2 separate regions of the Homo sapiens genome follow, and region 1 is linked to region 2. Evidence: chromatin loops called from intact Hi-C (ENCODE). Cell type or tissue: mammary epithelial cell. All regions are shown on one strand.

Region 1 (4,000 bases), 420 kb after region 2:
AAGGACAGGATGATCTCCAAGATGCCTCTTAGCTTCCACGTCCTATGTCTGCGTAATTCCCCAGAGGCTGCAGGTTTGTGGAACTCTGAGGACTGAATTTGGCCTCAATCCATGTTTCTCCTTCATTTCTAAAACCACACGCACTTGCTGGAACACTAACTCCATCTGGTCTTGATTCGCTTCTTCCTGATTTCACTCTCTGCTGGAAAGTGCTGCATCCTGCCTGAGGCACCTTAGGGAGCTGCTCTCACAAACTCCCTGGTTTTTCTCCCCTGAGGCTTAGCAAGTCAAGCATTGCCAAGAGCTCCCTTCCTTCTGCCCCAGCAGAGAGGAGCAACCACCGTCTGGGTGAGCAGGCTTTTGCCTTCTTCCCTGGGGGCGGCTGGCAAGCTGGAATCACCAGCTTACCTCCCACAGGCACCTGGAGGCTGTCTGTGCCCTTCTTGGCAGGCTGCCCTCTCTCCAGGAAGTCCAGCTTTTCAAAACTTTGATCCCTTGTTACAGTTGCATCTCCAGTATGCCCACCCTTGTCCCAAGCTCTTACCCAATACTGTCCTCTTACCCTTCTCTACTCATTCTCTCATTTAGGCAGGAGGCAGTATAGTGATTAAGAACCTGAACTTGAATTCAGCTCTCCTGTTTATGGTCTGTGCAGTTGTCTCTGGGGTGATTTTCCTATCTGTCAATTGGGCATAATAATTCTTACCTAAGGGGCTGTTGTGAAGTACAGTCCTTGGAAGGGCCAGTCACGGTGGCTCATGCCTGTAATCCCAGCACTTTGGGAGGCCGAGGTGGGAGGATCACTTGAGGCCAGGAGTCCTAGGTCAGCCTGGGCAGCATAGCAAGACCCCATCTGTTGAGGTTTTTTTTTTTTGAAGTACAGTACTTGGTACACAATAATAAATAATGTGTCTTAGTCTTTGATCTAATGAACATTTGTGAAACATATTGTGTTAGAGTCTTCATTAACGTCCCTAGGTTTCCTCCAGATTTTATTAATAGCCCTTCACTTTCTTCTTAATACCTAAATAAAATAATCTGAGCTTCCATCCCACACACCTCTGGGGAGTCCCTCTCCCCCATAGTTTTGAGGGTTCTCTGGGTGGCCTTGTGTTCTGCTGATGCCTTGTGGTTCTGAATTCCTGCCCCTGCCTCAGTTCTGGAGCCCTCTCCTCAGGTCTTGTTTTCTGCTTGATTTGCTGCCTGCCCAGATTTGCCCAGTATGTGATCAAAAACCTTCTGACTTCCCAAGGCACCATTAGTGTAAGTTGTGTATGAGTGACAATTTTTATAGGGCTTTTGAGAACAGAAGGGTATTAAATGTCTGAGAAGAGAAAGAAATTAAAATTGAGTATTTGAAATGGTTTGGCTGTGTCCCCACCCAAACTCATATTGAATTCCCATGTGTTGTGGGAGGGACTTGGTGGGACATAATTGAATCATTGGGGCAGGTCTTTCCCGTGCTGTTCTCCTGATAGTGAGTAAGTCTCATGAGATCTGATGGTTTTATAAAGAGGAGTGCCCCTGCACAAGCTTTCTCTCTTTGCCTGCTGCCATCCATGTAAGATGTGACTTGCTCCTCCTTGCCTTCTGCCATGATTGTGAGGCTTCCCCAGCCATGTGGAACTGTAAGTCCATTAAACCTCTTTCTTTTGTAAATCGCCCAGTCTTGAATATGTCTTTATCAGCCCATGAGAAGAGACTAATACAGTATTATATACCATTGTTTATAAAGGCATGGAGTTTGCTGGGTAAAAAGAAGGGAATTTGGGCAAGGTGAGGAATTCCAAGCAGAGGGAATGTGTTGTGCAAGGATCCTCTGTAGCCCACAGGGACAGCTGGCTAACAGTTCATCAAATCCATGGCCTCCTCTTCCTCCCGGGTTCTCAGCTGTCCCTATGGAGTTAGCTGTGGCAACTGGCTGAGGTCTAGTCATTTGCATGTGAGTGGAAGGGATGTGTGCCCCTCCTAGGCCTGGCCCATGAAAACCTTTGGGCACACTCTTTCTTGCAAAAGATTAAGACTGGGATGGTGACCTTTGGCTGACTAGGATGGTGGTCCCCAGGGAGCCCTTGTGGGATGTATGCTGGAGACAGCAGAGCTGTTGTTAGCCTAACTCTGGAAGAAATGAAGAGGACAGCTGCTCTTATCAATCAGGAGCATTCATTGTGTTCTGTTCCATGAGTGAGGGATAAAGTTCTTAAATTTGAGCCATAATACATTTTGGGGTCTTTTTGTTTTTGCAGTTAGCATTACCCTAACATATACATCCAAACCTTTTTCTCCTTTAAACTCATCACTCTTGCAATTCCTTGTGTAGTATCAACCTTTCTTGGTAGGCTGTAAGCTACACAAGGGCAGGGATCATGGCTTTCTGTCGTCCATCTCCCAAGCCTGGTGCACTGTTAAGTGCTCCATGATTTCTCTGGTTGAATGAAACCGAATAGACGCTTCTGGGAACACTGCACAGCGCCGTCTGGTGAGCGTGGAGAGCAGTGTTGCCTTGTTTCAAAGCTTTGTTGTTCTTTGCAGAGTGCTTCTGTTCTAAACTTGCCTGATTCTGACTTCTGAATGTAACATATGCCCTTAGTCCAGGCTGCTTACATGCCTGGAGCCTAAAGCTTTGCCTTGGCCACTGATTTCCTATGATGTTGGGCAGTGCATGAGCTTGCTGCCTCCTGTTCTTTCCTGAGCTCCCCGGTTCCAGGCAACTGTCTTATAACAGTAACACTGTGAGATGCTGGCGTTTGAACCCTGGCTTCACCACGTATTAGTCATGCAACCCTCAGGAATTTAGGTAACCTCTCTTGTGCCTCAGTTTCCTCATTTGAATAATCGGGATACTAATAGTATCTATATCATAGGATTATTGTGAGGACAGAATGAGGTAATACATGTAAAACACCTCGCATGTTGCTTGGCATATAGCAAGTGCTCAATAAGTGCTGTTATTGTTAGGATTATTCTTGCATTTTTCAGTTTATAAAGCAGTTTCATGAATTTCAATGAATAGCCCTCCTATGACCCTTGGAGAAATACATTATAAGTAAAATGACCATTCAACGCTCAGATGCAAATATTGTTATTGATAAGTTTGAGGCATCATGCTAATCTTTCACATGCTAAAACAGGAGGAGAAACTGAGGCCCAGAGAGGTTATGAGAGCTGCTAGTGAGTGGTCGAGTGGGACGCAAACCCAGGTCCTGGGTACGAAATCCCAGGGACTTGTTAGAGTAGGGTAACTTCCATGCCTGCTTGGAATTCTCCTGCTCAAGATGTCAGTGCCAAAGGCATTGTGGAGAAGGATCTTTAGGCCCTAGGCAGAGACTGCTCAATGCATGTGTGCATGCCACACACACACACACACACACACAATCACACTTACACACGCACTTCGGCACCTCTGACCTCTCTGAGTTTGGTGGACAGGTAGTCTCAGTGATATTTCTGTCCCTGGCCAGTGTCCAGCTTTGTGTCATTGCTCTGCCCACCTGCAGGTCTTCAGCATAGTCCCCATATTGTTACTTCAAAATGGGTTTCTGCCCTTATACCCACATCCTTAGAGCACCTTCTATTGATTTTTCATTGGCCTGCCTTCCCCAGTTGTAGCCCAAGTTGTGAATTTTCCTGACTGTTCTTCCCCCATGGGTCCCAGTCCCTCTCATCTACTCCACTAAGTCACAGTTAGCTACGCTGACACATGGGTTCCTGCAATTTGCTAGGAGGTGCTAAGGGGGCAGTAGGGAGTCATCCTACTAGACAACATCCTGGCTGGTAGGCCAGGTGAGTCTTTCAGGCATGGCTCTGGGAGGGAAACTAGGAGAGATGGGCCTTAGCAGAGAAACCTTTCAAAGAGCTTGCCTCAGCCCATGCAGCTGCAAGACTGGCCTGGCCTCCACTACCACACACCCGTTAATCACATCCTACCTCTCCTTCTGGGGTGCCAGAAAACAGACATCTCCTGGCTGAGGACTCCTATTCTGTAACAGCCTCTACCTTT
Region 2 (4,000 bases):
CATATTTTAACATGATCATTACATCTTAATGCATCTTTATGTTCCTAAAGTAATAGTGATCTTATAAAAGACCCTAGAAACAAGACTGTGCATACATTTGGACCCCCTCACATTTTCCCCTTGGCCTCAATGTTTCTGCCCCTCCCCCCACTCCCCCTGCTTTATGTCTCTAGAGCCCTGGGAGATCAGGCTGACATGACAGGTACTAGAGTCTCCTAAATATGGGAGTAAGAAGGTGGTTCTCAGCTCAGACCCAGCCCAGTCAGGCCCCATCTGTCCACCCAGGATGGTCAGGTCCAACCAGGCCCAGCCAGACCTTGTCAGATCCAGTTAGGCTGATGGAAGCTTCAGCTCTTAGTGTCTTTCCTGGCCCTGTAGAGGGATTCTTTTTGGCTTCTTCCCAAATTCTCAGGACAAGGTAAGGAATCAGGGTCAGGGATGGGTTCCTAGCTCAGGTCCCTACAGGAATAGGAGGACAATCTGTACTACTCTGCCATTCTCCCCTCCCCTACAAATATTTGGGAACATATCTTTACTGTGCGCTAGGTCTAGGCCATCCTCCAGCCCCTAGGAATGCTTCTTATCTTCTCTGTTGATCTGTTACAAGTGCCTTTTCAAAAATGGATGTATAACTCACCTCTTCCTGGAAGCCTTCCCTGATTAACTCCATGCATCCATTCAACATGCATTTATGGAGTGTCTGCCACATACCCTGGACTATAATGGACACAGGGAATACCTTAGTGAACAAGATAGATAAAGTTCCTGCCCCTATGAAGCTTGCATGGGAGAGACAGGGAGTAAACAGAAAAACAGCTACCATGGGTGACAAATAGGGGATCTTACCCTAGCTAGAGGGTCAGGAAAAGGCCCAGCTCACTCTCAAAGGAAAAAGACCTTGTCTTGAGAGGGAAGTTCTAGTCCATCTTGGCCACAAACTAGTGGTGTGACCTTGGGCAAGTCACCTATCTCTGAGCTTATTTTCCTCAACTGTGAAAGAAAGGGTCCCTTTCTGCTCTAGAATTACGTGTTTACTTAAAAGCAAATTTACTTTCAGACAGGTTTATAAACAAATTATTTCTTGAGACTTTGGCATTGTAGAAAAATGTGAAATTCTAATTACGCATAAAGAAAAAATAATAATCACAATGAAACAGTCAACCTAACAAAATCATTCCCATCACCCACAATTCCACCTCTCAGAGACAACTGCTCCTGGCATCTTGGGAATCTCAGCTCATGCGGAAGCAGGTAGCAAACTGTCTGCTGAGGTCCCTGGAGGTGTGCCCTCTCCCACTCACCCACCTCCTTTGTCTCTGCTCTGCCTCCTTGCACACATCGCGGCATGGAGTGGGGGACCCCAGCCAGCCCTGGGCCCTTTGGGGCAATGGCCCACAGTTTTTTCCCAAAGGCATAAGGCGTCTCTTTGGCTGCAGGGCTGCTCTGACATCTTGGGCCACATTTGATGGACAGTCCGCCCTGCCAGAGCTTGCTGGGTAGACCCTCTCCAGGCTCAGAGACGCTGTAGCAACGGAGAATGGGCAGCTGGAGCACCTGGGGCCCTGTCCACCCAACCGGGCAGGTGGGGATGCAGTGCAGCGTGTGGACAAAAGATGGCAGCACTGCACTACCTCAGGCCCGAGCTACAGCGGGCAGCAGGAGGGTTCCGCCAGGCAGGTGTATGTGCCAGGGTGTATGCCTCATAAGCAACCCCACCTGTGTCCTCCTCTTAGGACCCCCACCCTCTGCCCACCTCCATTTCATAATAACTCAGTGATACCCACCATTTATCAGGCGTGGACACCATGCTTGGCACTATGCTTGCCTTCCAAGGAACGCTTTGAGGTACCACCTTTTACAGGTGGGGAGCTGGGGCTTGGAAAGATGGAGTATCTTACTCAAGGCCACACAGTAGAGCTAGGATCCAACCAGGTGTCCCAGTCCTGGATTCTCTTCCTTCAGACCCCTTGGCCCCTACTCTGACAAGCCAGGCTGTTTTCTTCTGTTTGCACACCAGTCAGAGCCCTGAGACCCCTTCTCTGGGCTTCTGCTCCTGCTGTAAACCTTGGGTGCTGTTGGTGTAGCTGCTAAGCTCCTGAGTGTGTGGGGGCAGAGGCGGGTCGGCGCCTCGGCTGCCCTTGGGTGTGTGTCCTCCATGTGGGGCAGGAGGGGGATGGAATAACTCACAGGAGGCTGGTGCCCAGTCCTGCCTGGTGCTCTCCCACCCCCTGGCTAGTGCTGACTTGTTAGGCTGAGGGAGCTGACACCCTAACAGCGCCTGTCAGACTCCAATGAGTTGATGATGTGGAAACTGGTTATTAAGTGTAATAACAGTGGTTTGGTTTTTCCACAGTTCTGCCTGTAAGTGCCTAAGTGACAGCTGGCTTGTGCCATGGTGCTGCATGCTAAGTGGCCTGAGGATGGGGTACAGGGGAGGGTGTGAGGGGCTCTTCTAAGGTTCTGGTTGGAGGGAGGCCAGGAGGTGCTGTTGCCGGTGCCTCTTCTGTGGGTGAGGCCTTTCAGCCCATATGGGCCCTGGCTTCTTGGCCTGGGTCTGGGCTGGATGGAATGTATGGATTCGGGACAGCAAACTAGGTGGTGATGTGTCCCCAAACCTAATGGGTCCTCATATACACAGTCCCCCTCACTGACCTTGGCCCTGGATCAACAAGAACTGGATTGGAAATCTGGAAACTTGGAGTTTAAGCTTTGTCCCTCGTTGCTTGTAACCTTAGGGACATGGTTTAACTCTTCCAGTTGCCCAGTCTTCACAATGAAGGGTTTGAACAGGGTTAATTTATTCATTTAACTACAAGTGTCAAACCAATGAACAATGGATAGAAACTTTCTGTTAGATGAATGGATAAAGAAAACATAGTAAATACATACAGTGGAATATTATTTAGCCTTGAAAAAGAGGGAAATCCTGTCATTTGCAACAACACAATGGAGGACATTATGCTAAGTGAAATATGCTAAGTGAAATAATATGCTAAGTGAAATAAGCCAGTCACATGTATATGATGTATCAGAAATTGATTCCATGTATATGACATATCAGAAATTGTCAAACTAATAGCAGCAGAGAAAAGAGTTGGCTGCACCAACAGCACCCAGGGCTTGGAGCAAATTGTCAGGGGCTAGGGGAAGAGGCAAATGGGGAATTGTTATTCCATGCATATAGAGTTTCGGTTCTGCGGGGTGAATAAGTTCTAGAGATCTGCTGTACAACATAGTGCTTGTAATTAAGAATCTGGTATTGTGTACTTCAGAATTCCTTAAGATCTCATGTTAAGTGTTTTTACCACACACACACACACACACACACACACTCAAAGGAATATGAGAAACTTTGGGAAGTGTTGGATATGCATATTACCTTGATTGTGGCGATGGTATCATGGGTGTTTGCATATGTCCAACTTCACCAAACTGTACACATTAAATATGTACAGTTATTTGTATATCAACTATACCTCAACAAAGCTGTTAAAGGAAACTTGCTCTTAGACATATTTTGTTTGGCCTATACAGTGCTTTAAATTTAAGCACCCACATTTAATATTCTAGAATTTCTGATAGAGAGCCACACTTCTGACCTTCTTTCAAAACTGTAAGAATTGGTAACACTGGGCCTGCATGTCCACATGGCAACAATTGGCTGCAATCTTTCTCCCCTCACACGGGGTTTACACTCTCCTAACTTGCCACGGTCCCCACCACTCCCTATTGTATCCCCCACACAGGGGCTGAGTGCCAATGGCTATTGACTTATTGCACCTGATCCTCCTCACTCACCTGCATTCAGTGCCTGGCCCTGCATCGGATAGTCACTGAGGGCCCATTTTGTCCATGGCATCATGCTCTTTACATCAGAAATTATGATGATAAAGAGCTTAGAAGAGGGCACTGGGACCTGGGTATAATGAGATCATAGACATCTCCAACATCATTTTCAGCTGAGAATTCTAGAGTTCTGTAATGTAAGAAGTCTCTGCCC

Evidence for each region. A loop is a pair of places that touch in the nucleus more often than their neighbours do. Peaks named below come from ENCODE experiments on the same cell type or tissue, not always from the same donor. Only the 100,000 strongest peaks of a DNase experiment are listed, where the experiment ranks them.
Region 1: a loop joins it to region 2, with 31 times the contacts of the local background. A loop is called at or near these places in 5 of 110 quality-filtered maps.

The regions. Positions count from the first base shown.
Region 1 is chr11:116,215,681-116,219,680 of GRCh38, reverse strand. No RefSeq gene overlaps it. Among named protein-coding and RNA genes, the nearest start is that of LINC02151, 280 kb to the left of the region's middle. RefSeq lists an enhancer at 2,315-2,609 and a silencer at 2,315-2,609. In mammary epithelial cell, CTCF peaks have their summits at 2,476 (motif pointing left) and 3,734; no DNase peak of the experiment used is centred here.
Region 2 is chr11:116,639,336-116,643,335 of GRCh38, reverse strand. LINC02702 (long intergenic non-protein coding RNA 2702) reads right to left here and starts at 3,914. Exons shown (of 3, transcript NR_135069.1): 1 at 3,799-3,914. RefSeq lists a silencer at 1,596-1,695 and enhancers at 953-1,782, 1,783-2,612. In mammary epithelial cell, a CTCF peak has its summit at 1,616 (motif pointing right); no DNase peak of the experiment used is centred here.